Regions from separate parts of the Mus musculus genome. Here region 1 is linked to region 2. The links are chromatin loops, found by intact Hi-C in ENCODE. Cell type or tissue: heart. All regions are shown on one strand. Links, peaks and the distances in the headings refer to the core of each region. The heading gives the core; the rest is flanking DNA.

Region 1 (12,055 bases), core at 1,867-9,866, 73 kb before region 2:
AGCAAAATATACATGTTCAGAAGCCGTGATAGTGATTAAATCCATTTTGCTTTGAACATGATGTTATTTTAAAGAGGATTTTTTTATGACAAAACATAAGAATTGAAGATTGCTTTTCTGATTTTGCTACCTCTAGTATATCATACTTTTATTGGTTTATTCTACAGATATTGAGCACCTGCTGTATATACACGCTTGGTATACCAAAGAGCTAGGTTCTGTAGCTAATTCCTCAGGCACAACATATTCCAGCTTCAGTAAAATCTCAGATAAAATTTTAAATGAATTAATTTTCTTTAATGAAAGTTAGACTTCAAAATTAATACCATCAGTGGCTACAATGGCGAGTAACAGAAAGCCCAGAGAAGTGGTGTGGTTTTCCCAGTGAGATACACAGCAATGTTGAGGTTTGAATCCAAATCTGTTTTCTCTGCAGCGTTTATAACTTTATGAGTCTGATTCAATGACTCCTGCCTCCTACAGGGTTGGGGTAGAGATCAGTCGTTAAAACATGTGCCTCACAACCAGTAAGAGCATGAAGAAGCAGTACAAGTGTCTGTAATCCCAGCAAGTCCCTACCAAGAGGATGGACATTGGGCTCGCTAGTCTACTGTAAGCAACAGAAAAACAAGAGGTCCTATCTCAAACAAGGCTGAAGGCAGGACCTCAGGCCATCTTCTGGCCTCTACAATCTCTACAATCCTCCCCATATCACACATCACATATCATGCACACGCACACACATACACACATACACATACACACACACACACACACACACACACACAGAGAGAGAGAGAGAGAGAGGAGAGAGACAGACAGACATGACACTAGGTATATTTCAGCAACTGAATCATTAACTTTTTCTTTCAGTCCTGCCTCCTTGATCCCATACCTATGAATTCCAGACAGAGACACCCCTGTCATTTATTCTGCAGTGGTGTTTAAGATCTCTAACCTGTCATTCCCTCTTAGTTCCTTCTCCTTGGAACTGTGTGTCTTTTTTAGACTCTTTCTTCAGCAGTGTTTCCATTTCTTGTTAGTAAAGATATTCCTATCTATCAGTTCCCATAGCCTATCAAATATAAGTAACATCTGGATGTGTCAAAATATCCTCAGCCTTCTTACAACTGCAATCTTTTAATTAATTTATGTATTTATTCACTTGACATTCTGATTGTACTCTCCTTTCTGTCTCTCCTTTCCTCCTAGTCCCACCCCTATATACTTCTCCCCCCATTACCTTATTCTCCCCTTGGGTGCCACCCTGACCTGGAACATCCTATTGGAGCAGGATTAAGTGCATACCCTCCCTCTGAGGCCCAACGAGGCAGTCCAGTTAGGGGGAACGGATCCAATGGCAGGCAACAGAGTCAGAGATAATCTCCACTCCAATCATTAGGGGACCCACATGAAAACAAAGCTGCACATTTGCTACAAATGTGTAGGGGACCTAGGTCCAGCCCTTGCATGCTCTTTGGTTGGTGGTTCAGTCTAAAAGATATATATTTTTTGATTGCTAATTGATGTGGGGGATCCAAGTCCACTATGTATAGTACAGTTCCTGGGCAAGCAGACCTGGACTGTCTAAGAAAGGTAGTTACAACAAGGAGAGAAAGCCATTGAGCAGGGTTCCTCTGTGGTCTCTGCTTCAGGTTCTACCTTCAGGTTCCTGCCTTGAGTTCCTGTGGTGGCTTCTCTAGATGCTATACCTATCACCTGTAATGCAAATAAGCCCTCCTTTCTCCTCCTTGCTTTTAGTCATGTTTATCACAGCATCAGAAAGCAAACTGGAGCAGCATACTAGATGTGTACTGATGCTTTCACTGTTTAAACATTTGTCAACGTTTAAGAAAATAAATTTGAGTTCCCACCCAATTGCATGTATTGGAAAAATAAATGCCACTTGTGTTGGAACCTTGTTTTGTTTTCTTTCCATGTGACAAAGATTTCTGTGGAATTGCATAAAAATCCAAGTATGCCATCATTCATTCCCAGGCAGTGACTAGATCTCCATGTGTGGGGGTGCTGCTCTTATTTTAGAGCTACAAGTATGAACAGGATAGAGCTGCTCTGTCAGGGAGCCTTTCATCACTTTTGAACGTGTGTGTGTGTGTGTGTGTGTGTGTGTGTGTGTGTGTGTGTGTTGAACTTCTGGAAAGAAATATTAAAACAAAACCAAAACAAACACTTTCTTTTGTAGTGTAGGATGGGAAAGTTGATTGTTTCAGGTGTAGTTTTAACCGTTTGTGTTGTTAGATTGGTTTTTTATTAATCCTCGTGTCTTTACTTTAAACTTTGTATTTTCTTTCTTTCTTCTTTTTAATTGCACAACATACATTGCACAGTTTAACGAATATGATTCAGTTTGCTCCTTGTATTCAGAGCGGTGGACATTTCACCATCATGACCAGTGTTTAGCTCTGGAGTTGCACACTCCCTCAGAGGAACCTCATGACCCATTGAGCAACTGCACTAAACCTCCTTCCTCATTCTACTAGATTTACTACCAGGCCTCCTTTATATACAGACTTGTATATGTTGGCTTTTGTTAAGAAATGAACACCACTAATGAACCACCTTTTATGTAGGGCTTTATTTACTTAGCACACACAGTTTCAAAGCATATTATGCCATGGTGTGTGCCTAAACCCACTCCTTTTTATAGCTTAATACCATTTTATTGTTTGATTATGCCACATTTAAAAAAGATCTGTTCTTCAGCTGAGGGACATTTGGGATATTTACACCCTCTGGCTACTGTCAACAGTGTTTCTATGAACATTTTGTCCACAAATTCTGAAAACCAATTTATTTTAGAAAACACTGTTTCATGGTTCCTGGTTGCCTCACCATGGGTTGCATCTGGCCTTATTGGTTCTCCAGGCTTCCATAGCTTGTGCTTTGGGTCTTTGTCCATACCCCGTCACCTCCCACCTGCTATAAGAATGTTCCTTCGAGGACTCAACTTGAACTGAGCCTAGTTATAGACAGCCATAATCCCAGCAAGCAGGGGGACCAGGAGGAGTTCAAAGCCAACCTCAGTCTCAGCTACACAGTGCGTTAGAGACTAACCTGGTCTACATGAGACTCTATCTTAAACCAAAACAAAATCTTTTAAATTAACCCCCAGTTCCTTAATGAGGTCCTAGAGCATGCCTAACCTTCAGCTCACAGGCAAGGCTGACCCATGACTCTTTTGTATCCCCTGCTTTTTGCTTATAATCTTTCACTGCCTTTTCAGAATCTTCCCCATAGTCTAACCCTGAAGACAGGTCCTTGGCTTTAACACTTTTATATAGACCATACTTGAATATGGTAGGCATTCAGATTAGCATATGTTGGGTAAACAATGGTTAGATTTTTTTTTTTCACCGTGGATTAACCTGATTGGAAAAGTTGACTTTACATACCAGTCCAATGGAAAATGGGAAAAGATTGTCTTCCAAAGGATTTGAGTGAAAATTCTGGGATTTTGCAATCTACATACTAAGTAACGCTACATTTGACAAGGGGAGCTCTTGCTGATCTCATGCCCTGGTATATAATTAAGACCCTTGGAAAAGTAGATTTTTAATTAGACCATGAAAACTCACAGTTCTCAATGCCTTTGACTTGACTTACGTAAAAGGCATAATGTTAATCACAAAGGCCACTTACTCCTTTAGTTCCACTGTGTGGTAGAGGCTTTGATTCTTCATGAAAGGGCAATTTACTTGGAGTGCTGCTTGCAAATCACCACTTAACAATTTATGGTCCTAGAACATGGTACACCCTCTACAAATAAGAGTTCTTATTAGCCATCTCCTGTTCCTCACAGTGTTTGACAGTGCTTTCGTTAAAAAAAAAAAATTAAAAAACCAAAAACTGGCATCCAATGAGTGCTTTGGAATGAAAGAATAGAAAGGACTGCAATTCAGAGTATAGAGTAGACAAGGCATAGTTACCAGTCTCAGCTGGTTTTGATCAGCGTGCTTGCCCCTAGGAAGTAGCATCATTAGTGCCTCTACACAGCAAGGCAGAGAGTTTTGTCCTGTACTCCTTAACCCGGTAACTGTTGTTGGGGTTTTATTTCTACATATGGGGGAATAGGTGCATGTGGAGCATGGGTGCTTGATAGCCTGAAGCCCCCCGCTTTTAAAAAATGTGGAAGTAATTTTGAATGCCCATTTCAGTAATCCATTCATACTTTATGTTCCGGCAAAGCCTGTGGAGCCATTATGCTGTGTTCTTGAGGGCTGACAATAGCTGATGAAAAATCCAGGATGTTAGCATGATTGAAGAAGATGATAAGCAGCAGATGCATAAAGGTCACTTTTTTTTTGTACTCAGAATCAATAAGTGTGGTGGTTTGAATATAAATGTTCTCTATAGACTCATATATTTGAATGCTTAGTCAACAGGGGTTGGGACTCTTTGAGAAGGATTAGGAGGATTAGGAGGCGTGGCCTTGTTGGAGGAGATATGTCACTGGGGGTGAGTTTGAAGTTTCAAAAGCCCCCATCAGGCCCAGACTTATTCTCTCTGCACACGGATCAGAATGTAGCTCTTATCTACTGCTCGGTGGCTGCCTGCAGGCAGGTCTCCCTGTTCCCTGCCATGGTGATAATGGATTAAACCCCTGAAACTGTAAGCAAGCCCACAACTAAATGCTTTCTTCTATAGGAGTTGTAGTGGTCATGGTGTGTCTTCATAGCATTAGAACCATGACTCACAACAGTCAGATGCATATGAGTTGGTATATAATATCTACCAAGGGGGAAGTGCTGAGTTCTGTGTAGATTTAAGTCCAGAGAGGAGGTGCTTCAAAGATGCATATTTGCTGAAGGCACAGTTAAGTTTTTCTTGAAGGTCATGGAGATATTAATTAGAAAGACAGAGATTGAAAAGGCACATGGAAAGAAAGACACAGGGGTGGGGTGGGGAGAGGAGCTAGGAACTTTTACTGAAGCAGAAAGAAGCAGAAAGGCTAGAATGGAGCTGGAGGGAATAAGGCAAGCCACACTGAATGATCATCCCAGTGGTTATCAGAGGACTTTTATGCAAATGGTTTTGCTGATGCCATTTTGAGGTCAGTACCTACCTCCATGCTCTAGAGACTTTAAACACCCTGCTAATGTCTTATGGATCCTTTCATTTCAAGTGACATACCTATGTGCATATCATCGATTGTGGATCCCCTCGACACAGTCTTATTTTACACAATGTTTCCTGGCCTTCCCATGCTGTGTAGGGAGATCTCTCTCCAAGGGTATTTCAGAAATTAAGATGCTGCTTTTGGTATTAGGTTGACTCCACGTAAAGCAACAACAAGAAATCATGAAGTTGGGAGGGGGTCTCGGAGGAGTTGGAAGGCACGGTGGGCATGGATATGATCAAAACACATTGTGTGTGTGTGTGTGTGAAATTGTCAAGGAATAGTTAAAAATATGTCTTAAAATACTACTTTTCCCCATTTACGAATATTCAACTTGAGTGGATGCCACCCACAGCATTAACACACTTAAGTGTCAGAGTTCAGAAGTAATTGTAGCCCTGTTACAAATGAAATAAGAGGGTTGGAGATAGCTCAGCAGTTCAGAGCACTATTACTCTTGCAGAGGACCCTGGTTTGGTTCCCAGCACCCATGGGGAGGCTGACAGCAACCACCTGTAACATCAGTTCTTGTGCATCTGACACCATCTTCTGGCCCCCACAGGTACCACATGCATATGTACATACATGCAGGCAAAACATAAACACAAAATTTAAAAATATGTTATTTCTTTTCTCAGGAGTAGAATTTAGCATCTGTTTCACTGGGATGCTAGACACTGTCAGTATCTTCATTTCAAAGAATAGGAAGTAATGAAGGTTCACTTCTAAAGGTCCAACCGGCATGCCTCGTCTATAAAATTGAGCTTGTTTTACAATGGAATAAACAAATGAAACCAAGTCACATAGTAGAATTAGATTCTTTTCATTATTCAGAATTGCAGAGCCAGAGATGTGGCTCAGTGACAGAGGGCTTGCCTAGAGTGTGCTGAGCCCCGTGTACCACCCTAAGCACTGAGAACAAATGCATCATCAAAATAAGAGTCCTAGGTGCCAAGGAAGCATTTGAAAAAAAATGTATCGTTTCTCTTAAAGAACTGGGAACAGCCTCCCTAGCTGCTCCGCACCTCCCTCCCCAGTGATGACTGTTCACGGAAAATGATTTAATCCAGTTGAGCAAAACAACATGTCAGTGACTAACACTAAGGAGGAAATCACAACCTTTGGCTGCATGAATGGAAGCCTCTACAATTGTTCACATCCCCATCTGTCCAAACAGTCAAGTGGGAAGAAGGAACACAGGATTTTTTTTTTTTTTGCTACATTGATGGCAATTGAAATGAGAATAAGGAGACAGATCTTGCAATTCAGACAGGGTTTAGGAGTTTCAGAAGTGGCATGTGGTTTGATGGAGAGTGAGGGACAGGAAAAGAGGTGGAGAGAAATAATGGAGCAAGCCAGGCAAACTCATTTGTACCAGCTTTTTAGATGATTGAATTTCCCATCTTTTGGTCCACACCCTCTGTTGACTTCCCCAACCTTGTGCAGATCTGTCTTTGAGCCCCAAGATTTGAAGACCTTAAAGAATGGGGCAGGCTACAGTCTACTCCAGTAGACAGCCTTACTTCCATTCCAGTGTACTTTTATACAGGAATGGAACAAAGAAAACGGTGGTCCAAGGAAGGCTGTTTGAGTTTAGAAAAACATTATCAGAAAAACTTAGAAAAGCATGTAAGTAAACACATATTAACGGAGCAGCCCTTTCCAGAACCTTCTTAGGACAGGAAATTTAAACAGAATTGCCCGGCAAGTACTATAGATTATATCTGGGAAGGCATGAGAACAAGACAGAAAAACATATCCAGATGCAGCACACACTAAGGACAGCACTCAGCATACCCAGAAGTACCGGAACCAGATTGGGTTCTCTAGCTCTGCTCCGGACAGCCAACAGGAATAAACATGTCCTGCGAACTGAATGCAAGTAATTGTTTCAGGAGGCATGAAATCACTTCCAAGAACCATCCAGGAAACAAAATCTAGACGAGGTAAAAGGCCCTCACCTCTTTTCCTGGAGCCTCGCTCACATTTCCCCCAAAGGCATTGTTTACCATGGATCATTCTTTTGACCATGTTCTGAAAGCCCACAACGTTCTTTTCCTACAGTCACTCGTCCACTCCCAGGAACACCACTCTGTGCTTTCTCAGAGCATCCACGACTCAGCCCATGATGCCAATCTGATGCTTACAAATGCGCTGCCAGGCATTAGTCGAGATTTCAAATATTCATGAGAATTTCATTTCCTCAGGCAGAAAGTAAACTCTCAAGGTGTGTTCTTGTACAATTGCCTGGACTTTCAGTAGCTTTATGGGCATGTGACTTAATTTAAATACTATCCGGTTCTTTGATAGGCTGCCTTTTTGGACATAGCAAAAGCTTATTCGAGACCATGTTAATCATCCTTCTGTCCATCTTGGTATTTCTGCTCCCAGGCTCCAGGTATGGTGATTTGCTTGTCAGAGACCCTGTCACACACAGGGGTGACTTTTTCCACTAATTCACCTGGAAGGCAATCTATAATTGTGGTTGACCATGTCTGCTGTTCATGGTCTCTTCATTAGCTGTGTGGCTGAAGGGCCTCTGTGTAACTTGTCCTGGCATGTATGTGGTAACTCTCAAGAAGATGCTGGAAGGGCTAGAAAGATGGCGGCTCACTGAATAAGAACACTTGCTGCTTTTCCAGAGGATGCAAGTTTACCTCACAGTGCCTACACCAGACACTCTCCACCTGTAACTCCAGCTCCAAGGGATTAGATGCACTCAGGCTTCTGAGGGTACTATGTGCGCGCGCGCGCATGCACACACACACACACACACACACACACACACACACACTAAAACTTAGAAAAATCAGTTGAAAAGTAACCAACTCTTAACATAACATTTTTAAGACAATCTGTGAATAAGGAAGATGCAAAGATGTGTCCTTATTAAAAAAAAATCTTTTTAAATGGCTGTTGCTGCTGACTGCTGTGGTCTATCGATTCTGTGAGCATGCATCATGTTCTACAACTGGAGTATGTAATTAGGGACTTAGAATGTGCTCTTCAAAAATTTGTGAGATAGGTTGGAAAATTATTATTGCTACTAATGGTAAATCATTGTATGACCCTGTATCTCAGAAAAACTGGGTCTGTACAGGCGCTGGAAACAGGAAGGTGGTGGTAATGTTAGAAAGTGGTATCTCGTGTGTGTGTGTGTGTGTGTGTGTGTGTGATATATCAGATCTTGACCTTGATGGAGATATTTGGACCTCAGTCGTTTCTTTCTGCATGTTGGCCACTATGAGATCAGCAGGGCTGCTCTACAAAACACTAATATCCACCATGTACTCTGCTTCTGTAGGCCCAGGTATCCACGCACTGAACCACCGAGCCAAAATAAACCTTTTCTCTTTATAACCTGATCATTAAGGGTGTTTTGTCTCAGTGATGGGAAGCTGCTCAATACAGTCATCATATGCTAGTCACTGATTCAAAATGCAATGTATTATCCCATGTCACTTATTGAAGGGCCTCTGTAAGCTACATACTGCTTATGTGAATTTTTTTAGACGAAGAAACAGTCACCAGTAGTTTAAGTTCTCTATTGAAGTCACTTTCAGTCTAATAACCTGATACTGCAGGCTATTTATAGCTGTTGGGCTGTGGAAACAACTGAAGATGATACTGGTATTTAAATGTTTGGGGATGCATGATCATCTTCAGATACAGCCATCAGCCCTCTGTGTTTTCATCGTCTTCTGGCCTATTGTCTCACCAGGGAGAACTTCTGAGGCATTCTGCCAATATGTCTGAAGCAATCAATTATGTGACCCTTCCAAGGTTATTAATTATTTTTTAAATAAAATTTCTAATTATTCCCGTGACACTGTCCATGTTGTTGATACATGTTAGAGCCATCTACTATCATATATCTATCTACTTTGTCTTTACAGAGCTGACAGTCAAACTCAGGATTTCATACATGCTAGGTAATGACTTTAGCCACACAGCGAGCCACCTGATAAGACATTAGAGTTAGCTGAGGTGAATGTAAACTTTTGGAAGTGCAGGAACGTCAACTAAAAGTTGTGCGGCCATGACTTTTACATAGGAGAAGAATTTGTTAGGCCAGGAGCTGGGCTCCTTCTGAGTTTCTTTTTCTTAGCTGTAGTTGTTTGTTGAGCTAAGCAGGTAATTCAATAAAGCCAACAATGTGTTGATCTTGTGTAACATAACCCCAAGTCTATTTTAGAGCCACCACAAAGAATATAAACAAGGCGACAGTATCAAGTTACAGGAAATACAGGAAATATTTCTTAATGAAATAAGAATTGGTCAGAAAAACAAAAAGTTTTTTTTCTTTATTTTAAGTTTGTCTTCCACCCCTGAGGACTGGTAGGGAATTCCTGTATATGAATTTCCAGGAGAAATGGCTCAGTGGTTAAGAGTACTGGCTGTTCTTCCAAAAGTCCTTAGTTCAATTCCTAGCACCCTTATGGCAGCTCACAACCATCTGTAAAGCCAGTCCAAGAGGATCTGGTACCCTTTTATAGCCTCACAAAAATACCTATGGTACACAGCTATACATACAGGCAAAATACTCCACATACATTTTATTTTAAATAATCTATTCTTTTAGAAATGGAGTCATGACCTTAATTGACTTGGCTCTTCTGAAGGCACACTCCCTAGACAGCCATCATCACTGCTCTATGTGCTCTTGTTGACTTGATAAGCAGGATTCGTAAACAAACTTGTGACTTAGTTAAAGACTGTCTCTGAAGGCACAACGACTTTGGCCTTCTGCTAAGTTCAAACAGGACCACACTTAGCTTTTCTGCTACCTCTCAACTCCTCAGATGCAAGTTGCCAGGTAAAAATAAACTAATCTAAAACGTTTGGTTTCCCAGGGGGAACTGAGAGTGGCTTTGAGATCAGTGTGACAGGTAAGGGTGACTACTGCTGTGGGGAGGTATCATGACCGAAACAAACTTGGGGGAGGAAAGGGTTGATTTTAGCTAATGCTTCCATATCACAGTTCATCATCGAAGGAAGACAGGGCAACAAGTCATGATGGGCAGGAACCCAGAGGCAGGAGCGGATGTAGAGGCCATGGAGGGGTGCTGCTTACTGGCTTGCTTATCATGGCTTGCTCAGCCTGCTTTCTTATAGAGCTTAGGACCACCAGCCCATAATAGGCTGGGCTTGCCTCCATCAATCAGCAATCAAGAAAATGCTCGACGTGCTTGCCTATCGTTGAATCTTATGGAGACTTTTTTTTTTTTTTTTTTTTTTTGCAATGGAGGCTCCCTCCTTTTTGATGTCTCTAGCCTGTGTCAAGTTGACATAAAACTAGCCAGTACACTGATTATGATGGAAAGCCTTGCCATGGCCATAAAAATGGTGGGGCTAGTGACCACAGCAACTCCTCAGATAGGAAGGACCCTTGTGTGAGGGCTCTGGGAGAGTGTCCTCTATTAGTCTACACAGCTGTGACCCAGTAACCAACAAGGCTGAAAATAAAAATAAGAAAAAATGACAAGCATATGGGACAATGGGATGTACTGTCATTTTAAAATTGAGTAGTGGACATCACAGATTAGTTTCTCGTATCTGCAAAAAAACAAGTATTTTGTTTGACTAGCCGATGCTGTTGTGCAGGAGCACCTGTGTACTGATGTGCCGAGCCCCTAATCAGCTTGGAGGTCTTGGAATGAGACATTTGGGTATAGTGACTTTAGTGGCAGTATTCTAGTTTGTAGATGAGATCCTCAAGAGGTCACAGGTGGTACCTGGAGAAGTGAGGAATGCATGTGAAAGACTAGGCAAAAAAAAAAAAAAAAAAATGAAGCTTCGTTGCTGCCTTTGTACCAAAACAGGTTTTCTCAGCACCCAATAACAAGGTTTTTGTCAGGTTGTATATAAAGGAAATTTTATAAGTGAAGTAATATGGATCTCAGATTACAAGTTGGGATAGCTAAGCTCTAGAAGGTATCCTGTTTCTCTGAGGATGCTTGGCAGCATCTTACACATCGAAGAAACAGGCACCCAAGCCACCATTTCAGCCGGGTCTCTGCTAATCCCTTTTAGTTTTATAAATCATTTTCTATCATGAGAAAATTAACAAGGGCTTCAAATCATTATGTACTGAGTGCTTTCTGTGTGCTGGACTATGATAGGTGACAAGGGTTATAAGATGAAGACACACTGTCTGACCTCCTGTAAATTCCTGTGAATTGCACAAAGCTTTGACATAGGTCATGTGATAGATACCTCAATGGTGAAGTAAGACAGCATATATAAAAACGTTTTGCCTACCTTAGACATTTTAATTGAAAGTTATTTAAGAATGCTGTTGATCAGGGAACTGGGAACGACATTTTTGACAACTTTAAAAATAATTATGGAATAGGGCAATAATTACGACCTTCATGATGCCTTTCTTAAACAATACAGATGTAATTGGGATAATATACATATATATTGTGTATACAAATATATAATTTATATTAGTCATACTTTACACATAATTTTAAGACTTGTATTGATAAATTATAATGATGAATCTAATCATCTTGGGTCTTCTTCATTTTAAAATTGATCCTAAAAGCAATTTAAATATTTGTGGGTTACTGGAAGTATATAGGACCCCTGATACTTACCTGCTTACTGTCTCTAACAGAGGTGACCCATTAAAAACAAAGGAGTTGGCAGGAATTAGAGAGTAGAGGGAGCTAGTCCCAATAGTATTATTTTGATAGAATTGCATAGGTGAGGTGGCATCTGAGAGAACTTGCATCCCGCCCAAAGTTTAGTAGGTAGGAAATGGCATTCTAAGGCACAAAGAGCACCAGCAGAGAGTGAAGGAAATGTGTGTCACACTTGGGAGGAACAGTGGTCAGATAGCAGAATGGAAAAGACAGCCAAGGTATGAGGAAGCCTGCTGGTGTGATCAAGCCTTGGAAATCTTCTGTG
Region 2 (12,055 bases), core at 1,251-9,250:
AATATGGGTGGTTCTGAGCTTCCTGATGTGGGTGTTAGGATCTGAACTCAGGTCACCTGCAAGAGCAGCAAGTGTTCTTAGCTCTTGAGCCATCTCTCCAATGCTATTTTTTTTTTCATGTTTTAAAGCTACAACCCAGAGTAAGAAATACAGGTCATGCCAAGAATCAGCGCACTGGGATGTAGGAGAGGTAGATCTAAGGGGAAGTTGGTAGTTACAAGAACCTGCATTTTAAAAACCAGAAAGCTCTCAAAGAACCTAATGAAACATCTTGAAACCTTAGAAAATCAAGAACATAAGACATCTAAAACCAAAGAAAGAAAAAATAATAAAGATCAGAGTTGAAGTTAATGAGTTAGTAACCAAAACAAAAAACAAAAACAAAAAAAACAAAAACAAAAAAATCAAAACAAAAAGTCAACAAAGAGGAAGAATTAGAGTTGGGTTTTTTAATGATGAAAGAAAGGAAAGAAAGAAAGAGAGAAAGAGAGAAAGGAAGGAAGGAAGAGAACAAACTCTTAGCTAAGCCAACTAAAAGAAAAAGACCTAAATTAATAAAACTAGAGTTGAAATTGAGACATTACAGCAGATACCTTGAAAACCAGAGGATCACTGGAGATCATTACAGATCTTGAAAACTCACATTCTCACAAACTGGAAAAATCTAGAAGAAATAGGCAAATTTCTACACATATGCTTACCATTTGAGTAAAGAATATATTCTCTAAACAGTTGGTAAAATGAGATTGAACAAGAAGTCTCTCATCAGAGAAAAGCCCAGGACCAGACACATTCACAGATGAATTTTACCACCCACTTAAAGGGTCGGGGGGGGGGGGCAGGGGGCTGGGGGGGGGTAGGGCGGAGGGAGGCTTTGGGGAAAGCATTTGAAATGTAAATGAAGAAAATATCTAATTAAAAAAGAATGAATAAAAAAAAGACCAATAGCGCTCTTCATACTATTTTATAAAAGAGAAACGGAAGAATAAAAAACTCATTTTATGAAGGAAGGTGCACTGATACAAAGGCCAGATAACAAAAAAAAAAAGAAGTATTCACATGATGTACAGAGATACAAAAATAATAAACTACAGCAAATTTAATTCAGCACATTAGCATCATGACTAAGTTGGTCCCATTCTAGGGAAGTAAGAATGGTTTAGCAGCCATTAATTGATAAACATGTTAGATCAGAGATGCAATCGAGACCAAAAGTCATGTGATCATCTCAATAGATACAGAAAAGCCTTAGATGAGTTTCTGTTTGTTTGTTTGTTTGTTTGTTTGTTTGTTTGTTTTTCGAGACAGGGTTTCTCTGTGTAGCCCTGGCTGTCCTGGAACTCACTGTGTAGACCAGGATGGCCTCGAACTCAGAAATCCGCCTGCCTCTGCCTCCCGAGTGCTGGGATTAAAGGCGTGCGCCACCACCGCCCGGCTAGATGAGTTTCAATACTGCTTGATGTTAATAACTCTGAAGAAATTAGGAATAGAAAAAATCATACACCAACACTAAAGACCACAGTCGTTGGGTCTGTAGCCAATACTTTACTGAAGGGGAAATGGAAATGGATTGTCTCTGAAATCAGGAGCAAGGTAGGATGTCTCATTTTATCCTTCTTATCAAATATAGAACTGGCTATCTTAGCTACAGTAATAAGGCAAGAGAAATAAAAGATATACAAATGGGGAAAAGAGAAGTTAATTTTCTCATTTGTAAATGTTATGATCTTATACTTAAAATACCTTGACTACTCTACCAGAAGACTCTTAGATCTGATAAGTGCTTCCAGAAAAGTAGTAGGATACAAAATTAATATATCAACTCATTAACTTAATAAAATTAGTTAACACTGAACAAGAAATCAGGAAAACAATCCCGTTCACAATAGCCAAGACAAAATACACACACACCAGACAAAACAACAACAAAACTCACTAGCAACAAACCTAACTTAACCAAGGAGATTAAATACCTTTATGATGAAAACCTGAAGACACAGAAGAAAGTAAATAAGGCCCTAAAGATGCAAAGACTTCCTATGTTCACACATTAACAATACGCTTCCCATCAAAATTTCAATAACATACTTTACTGAACTTAAATCCTTACAGAAACATAAAATACTTGAGTAAAGAAAGCAACATGACAGATGTCACAATACCTGCTTTAAAACTATGCTACACTTAAAAGAACAGCAAGGTATTGGCACAAAAGATACTGTCTTAGTGTTCTATTGCTGCGAAGAGATACTGTGACCATGGCAACTCTCGGGAATGAAAACAGTTATTTGGGGCTGGCTTACAGTTTCAGAGGTTTGGTTCATTATGTCAGGGTGGGCAGCATGGTGGCATGCAGGCAGACAAGCTGCTGAAGAAGTAGCTGAGCATTCTAGATCAGAATCTGCAGCCAGCAGAAAGAGGGAGCCACTGGGGCTGGCTTGAGCTTTTGTGACCTCAAAGCCTGCTCCCAGTGACACACTTCCTCCAGCAAGGACACACCTCCTAATCCTCCTCAAGTAGTGCAACTCCCTGATAATTAAGCATCCAAATATATAAGCCTATAGGGGCTACTCTTAATCAAATCACCAAAGATATGTAGACCAATGAAATAAAAGACAGGACTCAACAATGGAGGAGTGTTCCTCTTTCTCCACATCCTCGCCAGCATCTGCTGTTACCTGAGATTTTTATTTTAGTCATTCTGACTGTTGTGAGGTGGAATCTCAGGGTTGTTTTGATTTGCATTTTCCTGATGACTAAGGATGTTGAACATTTCTTTAGGTGCTTCTCAGCCATTTGATATTCCTCAGTTGAAAATTCTTTGTTTAGCTCTGTACCCCATTTTTAATAGGGTTATTTGGTTCTTTTGAGTCCAACTTCTTGAGTTCTTTGTACGTATTGAATATTAACCCCCCTATCGGATGTAGGATTGGTAAAGATATTTTCCCAATCTGTTGGTTGCCTTTTTGTCCTATTGACACTGTCCTTTGCCTTACAGGAGCTTTGCAATTTTATGAGGTCCCATTTGTTGGGATCCCCAATAGAGGAGTTAGAGAAAAAGACTGAAGGAGTTGAAGGGGTTTGCAACCCCATAGGAAGAACAACAACATCAACCAACCAGACCCCCAGAACTCCCAGGGACTAAGCCATCAACAAAGGAGTACACATGGCTCTAGCTGCTTATGTAGCAGAAGATGGCCTTGTCATGCATCAGTGGGAGGAGAGGTCCTTGGCCCCATGGGAGTGGGTGGATGGGTGGAGGAGCACCTCACAGAAGCAGGGGAGAAGGAGGATGTGATGGGGTGTTTCTGGGAGGGAGGGAAACAGGAAACGGGGATAACATTTGAAATGAAAATAAAGAAAATATCTAATAAAAAAAAAGAAAAGAAAAGAAACAAAATACCCACTGGGCTTTATAAATGGCTCAGTGGTTAAGAGCACTTCCTGCTTTTGCAAAGAGGACTGAAATTCAGTACTCACTCCTGTAACCTCACCTCTGGGGGATTTGACACGTTCTGACTTCTGAAGACATCTACATATATGCACACACACACACACACACACACACACACACAAAATCAATCAATCAATCAATCAATCTTCAAAATGAAGAAAGAAAAGAATGTAGATTCTTTAAGAGGTACTGCCTAGAAAACTGGATATCCATGTTAGAAAGAACAAAACTAGATCCCTACATTTTACCCTCTATGAAAATCAGCTCAAAGACTTTAATATAAGACCCCAAAGTCTGAGACTACTAGAGAAACAAAGTCAGGAAATATGTCAACACATAGGCATAGGCTTTCTGAATGGGACTTTTGTAGCTCAGGAAACAGTAGCAAGGACTGTCAAGTGGGATTTCCAGAATTTAAAGTCTTATGCACATCAAAAACAGCTTGCAGATGGGAGAATGTCTTACCCAGCTAGTCATGTGATAGAGGGGTTGTGTCCAAGATAGACAGACATCCAAGGAAATGAATGACAAAGGAAAGGAGCAATCCAAGCAAGTGGCCAAAGAACTGAGCACACGTTTTTTCAAAGGAAAAAAAATACAAAGGGTCAGTAAATACAATACAAGATTCAAACCTGGCAACATCTTCAGCCACTAGGGAAATGCAAATTGAAACTGCATTGGTGGCGCATATTCCCCTGGTCAGAATGGCTGTCACCAGGGAAACAAGAACAAAGCTAGAGAAGGAAAAGGAACAGTAATAGGTGGTTGGATGGATGTTAAACTAATACAGCCATTTATGGAAATCAGTGTGGAGGTATTTTAAAAAATAAAAATGTAACTACCATGTAGCCCAGCTAACCCACTGCAGGATGTATACTTGAAACACTCCAAGTCGACATATAATAGAGCCACCCACATACTTGATTTATTATGGCACTCTTCACAATAGCCAAGGTAAAGATATGTAGTTCCTATGTGTATATGTATAATTTAGTTATAAAAAGAAGAAAGTCATGCTAGTGTGGCTGTGTGTCCCTTTAATTCTAACACTTGGGGAGGCACAGGGAGGTGGGTCATAGTAAGTTCTAGATCAGCCAGGGACACATAGTGAGATCTTATCTAAAAACACCAGGAGAAACTACAGAAAAACAGAAGAGATGAAAATCATGTTACTTGAAGGAAAATGAATAGAACTCAAAATCATCAGGGCAAGGAAAATGAACCAGACTCAGACAGACAACAGTTTCATCCTTCCCTCATCTGTGGAATTAAGATAAATGACAAAATGGCACAGAGGAATCAGGGAGTCTCCTGGAATAAAGAAGGGGTCAAGAGAAGGGGAGAGAAAGGAAGGCAGGGCAATCTGAAGGAGTGAGGATGTAACATTGTGTGCATGTAAGAAATGTCACATAAAACTGTTACTTGTACAAGACAAGAATAAGTTCCTGCTATAAATGGGCACGAACATTTAAAACACAGTTTTATAAAATAGTACTTTATCTGTGATGCCCTGGGCTATTTTTGCTACTATTATATTCCATTTTGTACTCTAAATTTTATTCTATGTTTGTGCTTTACTACGTGGTTTCTAGAAACTTAGTGGTTTTTAGAGCACCTGATGAGGTGTCAGCTCCAAAGCCTCTGTGTCACCATGAGCACTGTGCTAGGGTCCAAATCTAAGCTTGGCCTCGCCCAGCAGGGGAGGAGTCAGAGGTAGACGATTACCCTAGGTTTCCATGTCTCCAATGTTCTGTCCTTTGCTTTTATTTTAAGAAAAAGCTCAGCCGGGCGTGGTGGCTCACACCTTTAATCCCAGTACTCGGGAGGCAGAGGCAGGCGGATTTCTGAGTTCAAGGCCAGCCTGGTCTACAAAGTGAGTTCCAGGACAGCCAGGGCTACATAGAGAAACCCTGTCTTGAAAAACAAAAAAAAAAAAAAAAAGAAAGAGAGAGAGAGAGAGAGAGAGAGAGAGAGAGAGAGAGAGAGAGAGAGAGAGAGAGAGAGAGAGAAAGAAAGAGAGAAAGAAAGAAAGAGAGAAAGAAAGAGAGAAAGAAAGAAAGAAAGAAAGAAAGAAAGAAAGAGCTCCCTTTTATGTTTAGGGATAACTAGAAGGGATAACCAGTGTCCATCCTCAGGTCGTGAGGAGTAAGTGACATGCTGTACAGACAGCATCCAGCCACCTGGGTGCTCATAGTTCAGTAGATAGAGCCAGAAAGCTGGAACTCACACTGGAGACTAATTAAACCACTTAAATATTTATTAGTTTGTTTTTAAATATTAATCAAAATTAACCACTCAAAATTAATCAAAATATTAAGGGTCTTTTATGCCTAAAACATTCCACGTGTGATTTCTTAATGGTATTAAGTGTTCATGTTTCTAACTTACAGCATGAAGCTTAAAGCCAGTTGTAGATTCAGTCTATAAGTATAAATTTGCCCTTATCCCCAGGGCCTGAGCAGCTCTCAGAACAAGTCCATATGGCTCTCCCCAACCCCTTTCTCAGAACAGATGCAGGGTGTATTGGGACGGCAACATCTGAATACTGAGAAACTGTCTGGGCTTCTGAGATGTGGTGGCCCAGAGATCTAGTCCCTTGGGTAGGAAGCCTGAGGACCTTCCGCTGAAACATGTGTCAAATGCTTTAAGGCTCTGGCTACCCCAGGCAGCTTTCCTGAACTGGGGGGGGGGGGGCATACTTTCTGCAAATCCTCTAGTCATATTGTCTCCTAGCATGCACGGACTAGAAACCACAGCCCACACTGGACTGGGTTTTATGCTGGCTAGTTTTATGTCAACTTGACACAAATAGTCATTTTGGAAGAAGGAAGCTCTGTGGGAAAATGCCCCTCCCAGACGGGCCTATGGGCAAATTGTGCAGCGTGTTTTGTTTTGTTTTGTTTTGTTTTGTTTTGTTTTGTTTTGTTTTGATTGATGGTGAATATGGGAGTCCACCTTCCTCTGGATGGTACCACCCCTGGGCAGGTGGTTATAAGTTATACGAGAAAGCAAGTTGAGCAAGCCACGAGGAACCAAGCCAGTAAACAGCGTTTCTTCATGTCCTCTGCTTCAGTTCCTGCATGTACGTAAGTTCCTGCTCTGACTTCCCCAGGATGCTCTTCAAGCTGTGAGATGAAAGAAACCCTTTCTCTCCAGACTGCTTTGCCACAGTGTTTTTGCCACAGTGATGGAGACCTAACATGTAGGAAGGGATGCCTTACACACTTTGTTCTTCTTTTGGGGGGCATGTGGAGAGTTGAGACAGTTTTGCATGGCCTAGGCTGACCTTAAACTCACTGGGTACCTGAGAATAACCTGATCCTCTTATCTCCACTCTCAGGTACTGAGATTGCATGTATAAACAACCACACCCAACTTTGGCTTTTTGCCTTTTAGAGAGTAATTGAGGTAAAAATATCCAGAAGGGAAATTTCATGAACATGAATCATCAATAATAAATAAACAATAATAACAATGTCCAATTTGATGGCACTGTGTTCTGTTATAGCCATTAACAGACACATTGTTTTTACATTCCTGAATTAATGATTCAATAAAGTAAGACTTAGACATGAAATCCAGGAGAGAGACAAGGTACTTCAGGGATGTTTGAAGGTGTTACTCAGTGGAACAGAGCAGTAAGTTTTCATTGCCAACAAAAGCAGGTTTTTGTTTAAATCTTTCAAAGAATGGAGTTGGTACATGGGGATGGGAGGGTAAAGGAGGAAATATGTGAACAACTAACATCAAAGTTCTTTTGAAAAGACATATGAAAATTTACTACCATAAATGTTTTCATACACATATATTATATAATATATGTATTCATACATATATATTTTACATATTCTAAATATATAAATTTAATCCTAAAATATATACACATATGCTTCCTATATTATACATTTATATATAATGTATATATATTTAAATTCTCTTTATATGTATGTTACCATATATACATACATACAAACATACATACATATATACATACATGCATACATGCATATACACACATACATATGAAGGATTCACCATATAATGGAAGAAAGAGAATGTCCCTACTGGACAAGTTGACATGTTATACCATCAGGTAAAACACTCAGTACCAGGGATGGGTTCCATCTTGTTAAATCCTTGGTCAAAGGGCTCCTGTGGACACTCCCATCCCAAGTATCACAGGCTGTTGCCAAAGCTATTGGCTACTCTCCATACCCTGATGGTCCTATTACTGAAAGACAATTTGCTTATGTCCTCAAACGTGGAGAAATCAAGTCGGTTCCTAAGTAAAAGCTTCACACCTATGGACTAGTTAGTATTCATGGTGCTGGGAGGTACTGGAGGAGAAGACTAGTTATCAGTTTAGTCTCCAAGTGGTTACAAACCCTGGGCCTAGGACAGAAAGTTGCTTGCATGATGTAGTGATGGAACTGTGGCACAAAGAATGGGAGGAACCAACCAATCTTTGATTGGATTTAAGGTCCACTCCATGAGATGGGAACCACATCAGACACAGGAAAGTGTGGAAGAACCTGAGATTAGTTAGGTCATTAGCCCTAGAGGAAAACTTATCACCGCTATTCAGCTATAGGAACATAACAATAATATTCTAATAATGATCTCTGGCTATAGTCATAGATCAGAGCATCTATCAACCCTCATCAGAGAAGCTTATTCATGCTGGTAATTAAAACAGGAGCCCACACATAGACGATCTACAGAAAGAGAAAAACTTTGGATCACTCAGTCCTAAGTGGGATGCCATAATGTGACCTCTCCCTCCCCTCCGTGCTCGGGGATCTATGCTGGGATTCTCTATTCGGGATCCCTCTTGAGGTTTAATTAAGACAGGGAGACATCTACATAGTTAAAGTTGTTGCTGTTGTTGTTGTTTTCTGGGGCAGCCTCTCAGCTAGTGTCTAACTTAACCCTTCTTTTCCACCCCTCCATCTCTCTGCGTGCTTCTCGTTGTCTGCTTCCTAGCTTCTTTCTGTTTCCCTTTTTCCTCTCTCAACGGCTTATATGTCTCTCTCCATCTCTCTGCCTGCCTGGATTTCAGGCTGGAACTTCCTGCCCAACCCCAGCTGCTAGCTCTTTATTATGGAAAAAGCCACAATACTACCCAATCAGTTGGCAGGGGAAGGTCATCTCTCCAGGGCAACTTGCCTTTCTTTTAAAGGCAAGCAAGGAAGTGACTTTACAAATCCCAAGAGGCTGGTCCCAAGTAACAATTGAAAATACAAGGGCACACTTTTCATAGCCAGAAAATACAATATTTGTGGGTCACCCAAACAGAGGGAGTGGAAAGATAATAAAAGCCCATGGTACTGGATGACGTCAAGGAAATAGAATCCATCAGACAAAACAGGACTGGTACACATGAACTTACAGAGATGTCAACAGCTTGCACAAGACCTACACTTGTTTAAACCAGACAAAAATCTTAGCACAGAAAAGGAAAAGTAGACACCAGGTCCCACCCCAGTCAAACTATTTACAATTAATATCTTCTGGCAAAGGGAAAATCAGTTTTCTTCAATGGAGTGTCACTGGTTACTATAAGGGTCCAAAAGTCACAGAAGGAAGATCCCAGACTGAGATAGTATGCAGAGACAAAGAGTGTTTACTCTGCAGAAACAACCAGCATTGGGGGGTAGAGGTTCAACCATTTTGTGAAATGGGGATCCCAGACAAAGGCGTGCAGGCCTTCTTATAGGGAACTGGGGAAACCCTCTAGAAGGATTAGGTCATCTAAAATACCATTGTTGAGTACTCGGGGGGTCACAGGTGGTCAGTGGTCTGCATTCCTATGTCAAGAATGTTTAACCATAGGATGAGCTAGGACTGTCCAGCCTAGATGGCCCATTCCGAGTTAAGATATTTCCCCATTTTTGTGATTATCCCCAGGCAGTAACTTGTTTCTAGATTTTTATGGTCTGTTCCTGTTCCTGGAGCTGGTGCCTTATGGCCTTAAAAAAAAAAATCACAGTTATCTATAGGATGGAACACAGGGCCGCCAATGGAGGAGCTAGAGAAAGTACCCAAGGAGCTGAAGGGGTCTGCAGCCCTATAGGTGGAACAACAATATGAACTAACCAGTACCCTCCTGAGCTCGTGTCTCTAGCTGCATATGTAGCAGAAGATGGCCTAGTCGGCCATCAGTGGGAAGAGAGGCCCCTTGATCTTGCAAACTTTATATGCCCCAGTACAAGGGAACGCCAGGGACAAGAAGTGGGAGTGGGTGGGTAGGGGAGCAGGGTGGGGGGAGGGTATAGGGGACTTTCGGGATAGCATTTGAAATGCAAAGGAAGAAAATATCTAATAAAAAATTTATAATCTCAAAAAAAAAATCAGTCCCAGTCATGAAATGGAGACAAATGGGTTTATGTCACCCTTTATCCTTTCAGTAATATCAAACATACTCCAGGGCAGGTCTCAAGGCCAGGAGTACAGGAGTAGTTAGCCAACAGCGAATGAACTCCACTTGGTTGTTTGTCTTTTTGGTTTAGTTTGGCTTTCTTTTTTTTTTTATCATTTCCTTTTTCTTTTTGAGAGAAAGAACAAGAAGTCGGGTGGGAATGGAAGTGGGGGAAGATCAGGGATGTTGGGAGAGGGGAAAGAATATGATCAAAATCTATTGTATAAACATTTTAATGGAAAAATAGATAAAGGGGAAGGATTCTCTGTTCTTTAAATTAATAAAATGACCTTTTAAGGAGTAATGCATTTTTCCCCACCAAGTCAGGCATCGAGTCTTTCTCTAGCCATGTCCCTACTGTGCACTGTCATTGTAAATGTATATGAATTCAGTACACTGTTTGATAGCTTTGTGCTTCCATAATAGTTAGATCTGGTTAAAGTGGGAATAAGGACAGGCAGTTGAAAGCACCTTATGATGACAGCTTTGCTGGGAAATACAGCCATTGTCACTCAGAAAAAGAAATGATTTACCCTCAGAACAAAAGCAGATTTTCAAAGATGGAAATGTGCAGAATACACAGAACATCTTTTCCCTAGAGGCTGTCAGGCTGTCCTGAGACAGAGACAGCACGGCTTGTCTATAGGAAGAGAACTAAAGTGGTGCGCTCTGAAGCCAGACACAGGAGGAAGCCGGGCCCTGGAATGGCTGCTGGTCACAGCTGAAGTCTCTGTTCACCTTCATGAACAGGAGCACCTGCTGCTCGCTGCAAAATGATCCCTGGCCTGATCATCTTGGACAGACTCCAAATTAAACTCTGTCAAATCCAGTCATAGCCTTTAATGAGCAACCTAAGGAAAAGTTTGAGTCTTTATCAATTTCTGTGGTGTTTCCTCTCTTAGAGTTCCTAAGAGATTTGATAGAGCCTTGGTGTTTTCTGTTTCTGCATTTGGCTATTTTGTTGTTTTGTTATGTTTTGTTTTGCATTCAGCGGAAGTTGCTTCTGGCCACACTCGAGCCAGGGAAGAAGTGCAGGCTTTGTGCTTGGGAAGCTCTGACTGAAACCTTGACTGAAGCACGCAGTCTGTTTAAAGGGATGAGGGCCCTTTGCCATTCTAGAGTATAAATGACGAGGTTCAGAAAAGTCAGTGCAAGCACTTCTCCGGGCTCATGCACTGTGCGAGGTGAGTCGCACCTGGCAACTTGAGTATTTTGAACTGATTTATATAACCACATAACCCCCACCAGCATGGTGAGCAGAATGCAGTGCCAAGATAGGCACCCAACAAAATCCCATGGCAGTGAGTCAGAGTGTTGAATAAAATCATCTCTGGGTTTAGGTGGGTGCTTTATAGTGATAGACATTCTATGTCCTCCAGAATAATTCTACAGTCATTGGTAGATGGATTTTCTTTTCCTATAGCAGTGGTTCTCAACCTGTGAGTCTTGACCTCTTCAAAGGGGTTGAATAACCCTTTCACACCTAAGACCATTGAAATGCACAAATATTATTATATTGCATTATGGTTCAAGACATGGCATAATTACAGTAGCGAAATTACAGTTACGGCGTAGCAATGAAGTTTACGGTTGGGGGCTCACCACAGCGTGAGGAATTGTATTAAAGAGTTACAGCATTAGGAAGGTTGAAAGCCACTGGCCTACAGGGTAAAAATCCATAGAAAAGCAAATAAATATTCACACCCCCTACAAAACTGTTGTTCTCATTGAGTAAAAAGTATAAACAACCATAGGTTTTTCCATGTTGTGTCATTTATGAAACTACAGGCCATTTTACATGACATGATTGAAGTCTAAAGAAACCATAGCTCACTCGAAGCATGTGTGAACTCTTCTGCTCTTCGTGTCTTGATAAAATGTCATACTTAAAAATATTTTTAGGATACAAATTTATGGGGCTGGAGAGAAGGCTCAGTGGCTAGGAGTCCTGGCTGCTTTTCCAGAGGGCCGAGGTTCAATTCCTAGCACAGCTCACAACCATCTGTAACTCCGGTTCTAGGGGATCCAACACCCTCTTCTGGCCTCTGAACTCAGGCGATGCACGCATATACATGCAGACAAAACACCACTACACATATTAAAATAAAAAAAAGAACCAATTTATACATTTGCTTAGGTGGCAATTACCTAGTTCTTCAGGATCTCATTGTAGCTTTGACTGA

What was found. Peaks named below come from ENCODE experiments on the same cell type or tissue, not always from the same donor. Only the 100,000 strongest peaks of a DNase experiment are listed, where the experiment ranks them.
Region 1: it touches region 2 in a loop (3-fold over the local background); 3 of 42 quality-filtered maps call a loop at or near these places.

Annotation. Positions count from the first base shown.
Region 1 is chr19:21,451,801-21,463,855 of GRCm38, reverse strand. The region is part of intron 1 of Gda (guanine deaminase); the gene reads left to right. Among named protein-coding and RNA genes, the nearest start is that of Gda, 15 kb to the left of the region's middle. In heart, for the core only: a CTCF peak has its summit at 5,688 (motif pointing left); a DNase peak (open chromatin) is centred at 6,205.
Region 2 is chr19:21,378,469-21,390,523 of GRCm38, reverse strand. No RefSeq gene overlaps it. Among named protein-coding and RNA genes, the nearest start is that of Gda, 88 kb to the left of the region's middle. In heart, for the core only: a CTCF peak has its summit at 4,095; DNase peaks (open chromatin) are centred at 6,063, 6,473 and 8,633.